Linked DNA regions of Mus musculus: region 2 is linked to region 1. Evidence: chromatin loops called from intact Hi-C (ENCODE). Cell type or tissue: left cerebral cortex. All regions are shown on one strand.

Evidence for each region. Peaks named below come from ENCODE experiments on the same cell type or tissue, not always from the same donor. Only the 100,000 strongest peaks of a DNase experiment are listed, where the experiment ranks them.
Region 2: it touches region 1 in a loop (2.3-fold over the local background); 3 of 42 quality-filtered maps call a loop at or near these places.

What each region holds. Positions count from the first base shown.
Region 1 is chr3:158,897,254-158,902,253 of GRCm38, forward strand. No RefSeq gene overlaps it. Among named protein-coding and RNA genes, the nearest start is that of Gm20752, 180 kb to the right of the region's middle. In left cerebral cortex, no CTCF peak of the experiment used is centred here; DNase peaks (open chromatin) are centred at 2,156, 2,300 and 2,389.
Region 2 is chr3:158,560,094-158,565,093 of GRCm38, forward strand. It overlaps Lrrc7 (leucine rich repeat containing 7), which reads right to left and starts at 1,668. Exons shown (of 28, transcript NM_001081358.3): 1 at 1,013-1,668. In left cerebral cortex, CTCF peaks have their summits at 137 and 2,106; DNase peaks (open chromatin) are centred at 375, 973, 1,393, 1,723 and 2 more places; H3K4me3 peaks cover 2,781 bases; H3K27ac peaks cover 2,869 bases.

The DNA of each region.
Region 1 (5,000 bases):
CTAGGCACACTGTACTCAGGAATTTATCTACTCATAGCTTATATACAAATATGTACTTCTCATAACTTCCATAGAGGGCTGGTGAGATCAGTGGGTAAATGCCCTTGCAACACTAGCATGGTGATCTGACTTGGAGCCCCAGGACCTATGAAAAGGGTGGAAAAGGGCTAATTCCAAATAGTTGCCTTTTGATTTCCACATGCATATAATAGGATGTAAACCATCACACACACACACACACACACACACACACACACACACACACACACGAATACTCATAGCATGCACATATAATAATAATAAATTTTAAAATTTAAATTACAATAATAAATGCACATAGTTTACAAAATAGTAAGATCCTAGCTGTAATGGAGCACACATTGTCTGTTACTCACATGGAGAATTGGCTTTCCCTCCCTTTCTGCTCAATCTATAAACAGCTGTAATGAATGTGTGCTTATTCTTTCCTACAGAATGCTCTATTGCTAAAATTTTGTAAGCTTTTTAAAGGTTGAATTACAAATATTGGCATCTTATGTTTTGTCACATAACTGTTGTTATCTGTCCTCCATTTTATGATATTCCAATTCTCTACTGTATCTATTATGATTCCTTTTAGTCAAATTTACCAATCTTTCAAATTTAAAATGCTTCTTTCTTTTGAAAAATAAAGCAGCCCAATCCTGGAATCTATTTCTTTTTAATTTTTTTTAATTGATTACATATTTTTCTTTTTAAACATTTCCATTTGGATATTTATTATTTATATTTCAAATGTTATCCCCTGTCCTGAGCCTCCCCCCAGAAATTCCCTATCCCCTCCCCCTGCTTCTATGAGGTTGTTCCCCTACCCACCCACTCATTCCCACCTCCCTGCCCTCAAATCCCCTACACTGGGGCATCCATTCAGCCTTCACTAGACCAAGGGCTTCTCCTCCCATTGATGCCTGACAAGGCCTTCCTCTGCTCCATGGGTGGCTAGAGCTGTTGTTCCCTCCATCCATACTCCTTGGTTGGTGACTTAGTCCCTGGGAGCTCTGGAGGATATGGTTGGTTGATATTGTTGTTCTTTCTATGGGGTTGCAACCCCTTCATCTCCTTCCATCCTTTTTTTAACTCCCCCATTGAGGAACCCATGCTCAATCCAATGGTTGGCTGATAGCATCTGCATTTGTACTTGTCAGGATCTGGCAGAGCTCAAGAGACAGCTATATTAGGCTCCTTTCAGCAAGCACTTCTTGGCATCCACAATAGTGTCTGGGTTTGGTGACTGCATATGGGATGGGTCCCCAGGTGGGGCAATCTTTGTATGGCCTTTCCTTCAGTATTTGCTCTGCACTTTATCTCTATATTTGCTCCCGTGAGTATTTTGTTCTCCTTTCTAAGAAGGGCCGAAGCACCCACATTTTGGTCTTCTTCCTTCTTGACCTTCATGTAGTCTGCAAATTGTATCTTGTAAGTTGCTCAGAAAATTGGACATAGTATTACCCGAGGACCCAAATATGCCACTCCTGGGCACATACCCAAAAGATTCCTCAAACTATAACAAGGATGCATGCTGTACTATGTTCATCCAGCCTTATTTATAATGGCCAGAAACTGGAAAGAACCCATCTGTCCTTCAATAGAGAAATTGATACAGAAAATGTGGTACATTTACACAATTGAGTACTACTCAGCTATTAAAGACAATGGCTTCATGAAATTCTTAGGCAAGTGGATGGAACTAGAAAATATCATCCTGTGTGAGGATACCCAATCACAACAGAACATACATGGTGTGCACTCACTGATAAGTGGATATTAGCCCCAAAGCTCAGAATATCCAATCCTGGAATCATAGTAGCACTCTATCATTGTCCAATGCTTTGCTGTATTAGGCTTGCATCCACTGGAACAACAATTTTCAATTTACATATGAAGAATTTGGGGAGAGATAATTCTTACGCAGGTATGCAGTTAGAATTTGAACTGGAGTCTAGTTTCAGATTTGGTGTGGCATACTGCCCTCTATGATATCATTACAGCAATTGTACTGTGTGGAAATAAGACAGAGCTTGTGTGACTTGCAGGAGGTTGTTATCAAAGCTAAAGACATTAAACAAATTTCAGGATACCTTCTCCCATAGTTCCTCATTTTCCTTAGCTTGCCATTCTTTTCTAGGCCCAAATCCTGGTCTTATAATTCTGTTCCTATAAGCCCAGCTCTCCCTGCTGTGTTTTGAGAGTCCCTTTATTCTCTAATTACTTCTTGAGGGAACTGGCTTTTTGCATAGTCTGTACTTTACCCACAAAGTGAAAATTTATCTCTGAATTATGGATATAGGTTATATTTCTTTGAATTTATTACATGTTCTTATGTCTTAAACTGAATTTCTGTGCAGTTTTCACCTCTTAGAGCCCCATCTGCTGACCTTAAAATATTCTGCATTCAGTTCTATTTATAGCAGACTCTCTTACATTCAGCTTCATGATACAGTTTTTTTCATTGATTGGAATAAACAAGTCAAAATTTTCTTTCATCACCCTCTTTTCATCTTTCTTTGGACATTTTTAGTTCTTTGTCCATTTAATTAAACTCACAGCTGGCAAAATGGCTCAATTAATAAAGGTGTCTGTCTCTAAGCCAATGCCCTGAATTCAGTTCCTAGGTCCAGATGGTAGAATAGAACTGACTTTTGCATGCTATCTTCTGAGTTTCATCCATAGGATGTGGCAAATGAGCACCAAACACATCCATATGTAGGTAAAATGAGTGTAATTCATACTAAGCATGCATACAAATTAAGGACAATAACCACTTTTCTCTGCCATGCTGGTAAGGACATAACTACAGGTAGTCAATGAGAATTGGCCACAAGTTTTTTGAAAATAAATTACTATCTCTCACCCATGTGATATCTTTATGTTTTAGTAAAGCGAACTTAAGTCACTTCTGGATTTTTAGGAATTTCGTGATTCAACCTAAATTTTTTCTAAGTATTACCTTTATGCATAAAAATTATTCTTTCAATTTTGTCAATGTTATCTCCTTTTGCTCAAAATGTGCCTTTTCTCTATTGCCATCTACTGAAATTCTGCTTGTAATTCAAAGTCCAAGTTAGGAAGATAACATCTACCCCTAAATACTCTTCTGACCAGAACTGATCAATTTGGAGCATATATATTTTGAGAGCAATGCTACAACTTAGGTACTAGCTCTGATGCTGATAAGCTGGGAGCCTTCAGACTTGTCTCTTCATTGTATGCTGCCCAAGCATGAGTTATTATGAATGAAACATAGCCTAGTAGAATTGTGAAAACTATTCAAATATCGATATACTATCCCTTTCTTTTATACATGAAATTTGAGGCATTTTTTAAACTACAGTTTCAGACACATATCTCACTCTCATGCCTTCTTTTCATCTATTCACAACAGCCATTGGCTATGTGAGCATCCTTAATCCCTGTTGCAGGCATAAAAACAAAAATCCAGAGGTATCTTAAAGTACACATCATCTTTAGGATTGTGCTCTCTGAATGACCATTTATACCTTAGCAAAAGCATGATTTGTGTACTGACTAGTTTTGTGTCAACTTGACACACGCTGGAGTTATCACAGAGAAAGGAGCTTCAGTTGAGGAAATGCCTCCACAAGATCCAGCTGTAACATTTTCAACAGTTGGTGCTGGCACAACTGGTTGTTATCGTGTAGAAGAATGCGAATCGATCCATACTTATCTCCTTGTACTAAGGTCAAATCTAAGTGGATCAAGGAACTTCACATAAAACCAGAGACACTGAAACTTATAGAGGAGAAAGTGGGGAAAAGCCTTGAAGATATGGGCACAGGGGAAAAATTCCTGAACAGAACAGCAATGGCTTGTGCTGTAAGATCGAGAATTGACAAATGGGACCTAATGAAACTCCAAAGTTTCTGCAAGGCAAAAGACACCGTCAATAAGACAAAAGACCACCAACAAATTGGGAAAGGATCTTTACCTATCCTAAATCAGATAGGGGACTAATATCCAACATATATAAAGAACTCAAGAAGGTGGACTTCAGAAAATCAAATAACCCCATTAAAAAATGGGGCTCAGAACTGAACAAAGAATTCTCACTTGAGGAATACCGAATGGCAGAGAAGCACCTGAAAAAATGTTCGACATCCTTGATCATCAGGGAATTGCAAATCAAAACAACCCTGAGATTCCACCTCACACCAGTCAGAATGGCTAAGATCAAAATTCAGGTGACAGCAGATGCTGGCGTGGATGTGGAGAAAGAGGAACACTCCTCCATTGTTGGTGGGATTGCGGGCTTGTACAGCCACTCTGGAAATCAGTCTGGCGGTTCCTCAGAAAATTGGACATAGTACTACCGGAGGATCCAGCAATACCTCTCCTGGGCATATATCCAGAAGATGCCCCAACTGGTAAGAAGGACACATGCTCCACTATGTTCATAGCAGCCTTATTTATAATAGCCAGAAGATGGAAAGAACCCAGATGCCCCTCAACAGAGGAATAGATACAGAAAATGTGGTACATCTACACAATGGAGTACTACTCAGCTATTAAAAAGAATGAATTTATGAAATTCCTATGCAAATGGATGGACCTGGAGGGCATCATCCTGAGTGAGGTAACACATTCACAAAGGAACTCACACAATATGTACTCACTGATAAGTGGATATTAGCCCCAAACCTAGGATACCCAAGATATAAGATACAATTTGCTAAACACATGAAACTCAAGAAGAATGAAGACTGAAGTGTGGACACTATGCCCCTCCTTAGAATTGGGAACAAAACACCCATGGAAGGAGTTACAGAGACTTTGGAGTTTGGAGCTGAGATGAAAGGATGGACCATGTAGAGACTGCCATATCCAGGGATCCACCCCATAATCAGCATCCAAACGCTGACACCATTGCATATACTAGCAAGATTCTATCGAAAGGACCCAGATGTAGCTGTCTCTTGTGAGACTATGCTGGGGCCTAGCAAACA
Region 2 (5,000 bases), 340 kb before region 1:
CCCTGCCTGGTGAGGTGCCACTTGCTTTGTGCCTTGGTGAGGAGGGGCAACCAGCAAGAAGGGGGTGGGGGGCGGAGGCGGATCTTTTCTCTCCCCAACCCTGATGGCCAAGTAGTGTAATGAAGCAATTTTGCAGCCATCTCGGTTATGAAGTCACTGTTTTTAACGACAATCTGTGCAGCCCCCACCCCCATCCCGCCCCCATCTTGACTCTAAATTTGATGATATAGGAGATCTCTGGTAGCCCAGCTAATTGTCTGCAAGCAGAGTGTCACAGTTACCCCAATATTGGCGGTCTTAGCTCCTTTTTCAAATACAATCCAAGGCATGTCCTGAATCCCAAAAGACCCCGGAGGATGCCAAGGGACCCAGAGCTGTACCAGGAGCAGTGAGATTCCCTAGCTTCTCTCACAGAACACAAAGGAGTTGCCTGGCTTAGAGAGTCAAGCATCTTCTCAGACTCCAAGGAAAGCACTCGCCCCATCCCTTCCCACTTCTTTCTGTCCTTTAGTCTTTCCTTCTTTCCCATCCCATTCTTCTCCCCAAACCCCACCCTTTTCTTTTCACCCTCAGTGACACCCCAATAATTCCTTTATAGACACCAAGACAGTAATACACCTTTCAAGATAAAGCACAAGTGTGTGCTGCCACAAGTGTGTGTGTGTGTGTGTGTGTGTGTATCACACTTGCTCCATCCCTCACACACCACGGGGAAAGCAGACTGGATACCCCAGGATCAAAAAAAAAAAAAAAATGCAGAAAGCCATATCTCTCAGGACTCCGTGGTCCCAGCATCAGTTCCCCGCACTCGCTCCTCACCTTTCCTTTTCGCAATATGTAACCCTTTAGAGTCCCTTGACCATCCAAAGCGCCGGGCTCCTAAGCACTTGTCCAGCTATCGCTGGATTCCACAGACCGGCAACCGCCCCAACGCTGAGGCACCCGGGCCACCTGAGCCTCCCAGATCCCCACTCCTGGACCGTGGGCAGAGGTCCCCCAATGCCCTACTCACATCGCCGGAAGCAGAAACTACCCATGAGGGTCCAAGGAGTGAAGGCCTTGCAGCTGCTGAGGGTTACTCCTTAAAGTGCTCTGGGGTCCGCAGTGAAGCCAGTAGGGGAGTCCTCCGAAGCAAAGGCAGAGGGGACTCCAGGCAGATGCGGTGTCAGACCATGGTGCCACTGCCCTTCAGGTGCAGGAGAGGAGAGGCGCCCCTGGGGAGCCGGGAGCCCGCCCGGAGCACCACTGCGGCCAGTCCCCGGCCTCCGCCCGCCCAGAGCGCCGCGCTAGCGACCGTAGCAGCAGCAGTGGCGGCGGCGGCGGCGGAGGCGCAGCTCCCTCCCCGCCCCCAGAAGGCTCCACAGACAATAAATCCTGGGTGGAGAAGAGAAAGGCAGCGCGGGCGAATCGTGTACCCAACTCGGCTGCTGCCCCGGCTGGCCGCGACGCCTCTGAAGAGGCGAGGGACCCCGTGGCCCGGGGCGCAGCAAGCACTGGCTGGGCTCTTGCGCTCCCGCAGTTGCGGGTGGCGGCGGGGGTCCTGGGTGGGCGGCTGCAGGTCGCGCTTGCCCAGAGGCTGGGTGGCCGTGGCTTGGAGCCCAGGGTTGGCCCGGAACGGGGTCCTCCGTGGTGCCGCGGCTTGGCGCACAGGTGCCAGGATTGGCAGACGAGGCGCTGCTCCTGGCTCGCGCCTGTGACTCCCCACTCTCCCCGCCCCCTCTCTTTCCTCCCACCCCCTTTTCCGACGACACCAGCTGCAGCTGCTTCAAAGTGTGAAAAATGTCAAGGAGATTTTCCAGGGCTCAGAGAGGATGACCACCACCTTGCCAGACCTCAGCCATTCTTGGACTACCTTGCTTGCCCCTTATGACCTCTACTTGGACTCCCTGCAATTTGGAGGAGCAAGATCTCAGTCCCGCGGAGAAATGAGATGTTCTAGCTTTCTCTGGTTCCGTTACCACCCGCAGCTTTTAGACAGCCAGTTGAGCTCTCTAGGTCCCTCAGTTGCCTGGAGTACACAAAGCAGGTGTCATCAGGCTCGCACGGGGCAGCGCGGGCTCCCCCGGCGTTCTCCCACCAGCCCGGGGCGCTCCTGCTGGCGGCACGGTGTTCTGCAGCGCCGGGAATCCGCCAGCACCGCGGCTCCAGGCCTGTGCGCTGGGTGCTCCCGCACCAGTTCAGTGACGCTGCGCGTGGCTCCGCAGGCTGCCGCTCCTGCTACCTCAGCAAAGAGACCGCCAGGAGTGCCTCCTCGGGGTTTCCTCCCTGCCTGCGTTGCAGGCTGCAGGTTGCAGGCTGCCCAAGGAAAAGGTCTGCTTCTGAGTCCAGTGGCTTATTCAGTACTACCATAGAGAGTCAATGGCAGCTTTCAAGACCCCTTTCCATTTTGGTCTGAGATTGCTGTTCAGGGGATGTACAAAAAATGAGAAGTGTTTCCCAACTTCCTTTCATTTATTCACAATCCTGCTCCTTCTGCCCCGAACTCAGGAACATTCGCTCCTCCACACATATTCACCGGAAAGCACACACAGAAAAATACAGACATGTACAAAAAGCTTTAAAAAGCATAGTGATGAGACTAGTGCTATATTTAGACCCCCTGCTTTCTAGACGAAACCGAATTCCTTCTATCCCGGGATTCTTCTGTGATTTAGAAGTGATAGGGCTAGGGGCCTCCCCCTTTTCTCTCCAATGCCAGTGGACTGTGACATTCAGATGCTACTTGGAGTTGGGTGAACTCCCAAAAGTGCTGGCATGTATCTTATATCTGGAATACGAAAAGTCTTCAAGGTTAAACATCGAACCCTGCCCCCACCCCAGGCTGCCAGGAATTGTCTAGGAAGAGATTGGAGACTGAGACTTCATCTATAGATAGTCATGGAAGAGGATTACTGCTTTATCTGGAAAAGGTGAAAAGGTTGGTGGCCTCTTAAGGAGACTTCCCTTAATTTACACAAAGAAGAGGAAAGGAGTGCATTTTGGAAAACCACATTTTTAAGAAAAAAAGCATTGTGAAACAGTGTAAAACTTCTTCTGAAAGTGGCAAAGAAATGACAAAATTTGTTGAAAGGACACTTTTTTAAACCTAACTTTTGTTGAACTCTTCCCCCCCCCCCCCCGCAGATTTGTTCTGTGAACATCTCACTGTAAGTTACAATATCTCAGCTGGAGGAGATGCTGTGAAAAAAATTAGATAGGAATTGAAAATCTATTAAAATAGCTCATCACGGCTTATGCCCCATTACAGAAATCCTTTGCAAGGTTCCAGTTCTTTTCAGTACTGCTTACAATGTTCTTTCTCACAGTCTTTCACTTCTTTCCTAAAGCTGTATGTTGGGCCCACCCTTATGAAAAAGACAGAAAAAGCTCCTCTGAGCTTAGAACTGTCTGCATTAGAACTCAGAACTTCTTACTCTAACTTGATGATCCACTCTCCTATCAAAACATTTCAAATTCTATCCAGCGTCACAGTTGGCTACAAGTAACTTCTGGCCTTCATAAACGAAAAGATGCCCTCCCATTAGGTAGGAGAAATTGTTTTTCTTTCCAATGGGAGAAAACTTTTGAAACCGAAAACTAAAATTCAGTGCCACCACAATATCATATTTTAAACCACATGCCTTCTTTCTCCTTTTTCTTTAGATTATAATCTCACTTTGGGCCATAAATATCCAGACAAAAGGCATTTTGTGGTGGAATGTGAATACAGCACTAGAAGTGACAGTGAAGAAGTTTTGGCTACAAGGCCCAGGACACCTCCCCCACCCCCAACTATTATTTATGAACCTTGAAGGAAACTTGGCAACCTTCAGTATTTATACAATGAAGTGTATTGATGATGTCAGTGGTTTCACAGAATTATAGAACTACTGAAATGCAAATGTTCTTTTGTCTTTAAACTCCAACTTTTCCTGTCTCCAACACTACTTCTAACTATATGTAGATGATACTCAGAAAACTTCATGCAGATGCTTGACATCTAAAAATTCACAATTTACAAAGTTAGACCAGAGAGTTTTAAGACTAGCTATTCAATATGCATCTACATATGGTTAGATATTAAGCTATAAAATTTTATGAGGTGCTAATCAAGTTCTTTGACTCATACTATTAAAATCATTGAAATGATAATCTATTCTTAGGATGAGCAGGTCTAAACCTTACTTGAAAATAAAAGGCATGATGATATTAAATTGTTAGGTGCCAAAAACTTTGTGTATAATTCTTTCTTGATGTCTGCAATATTTACCAAGATATTCTCTTTGAGGGATTCTTGATTAAGGTAAAACTACACACACACAGAGGGCAGTGTTTCATTTTTTTTAATTAGATGTTTTCATCATTTACATTTCAAATGCTATCCCCTTTCCTAGTTTCCTCTTTGAAAATCCTCTATACCCTCCCCCCTCCCCCTGCACCCCAACCCACACACTCGCACTTCCTGGCCCTTCCCTTATACTGGGGCATAGAGTCTTCAAAAGATCAAGGGCCTCTCCTCCCATTGATGGTCTACTAGGTCATCCTCTGCTACATATGCAGCTAGAGGCATGAGCTCTGGGGGTACTGGTTAGCACATATTGTTATTCCTCCTACAGGGCTGCAGACTCCTTCAGTTCCTTGGGTATTTCTCTAGCTCCTTCATTGGGGACCCTGTGTTCCATCCAATAGATGACTGTAAGCATCTACTTTTGTATTTGCCAGGCACTGGCATAGCCTCACAGGAGGCAGCTATCAAGGTCTTGTCAGCAAAATCTTGTTGGTATATGCAATAGTGTCTGGGTTTGGTGGTTGTTTATGGGATGGATCCCTGAGTGGGGCAGCAGTCCCTGGATGGTCCTTTCTTCCGTCTTAGCTCTAAACTTTGTCTCTGTAACTCCTTCCATGGGTATTTTGTTCCCCATTCTAAGAAGGAACGAAGTATCCACACTTTGGTCTTCCTTCTTCTTGAGTTTCATGTGTTTTGCAAATTGTATCTCGGGTATTTTAAGTTTCTTGACTAA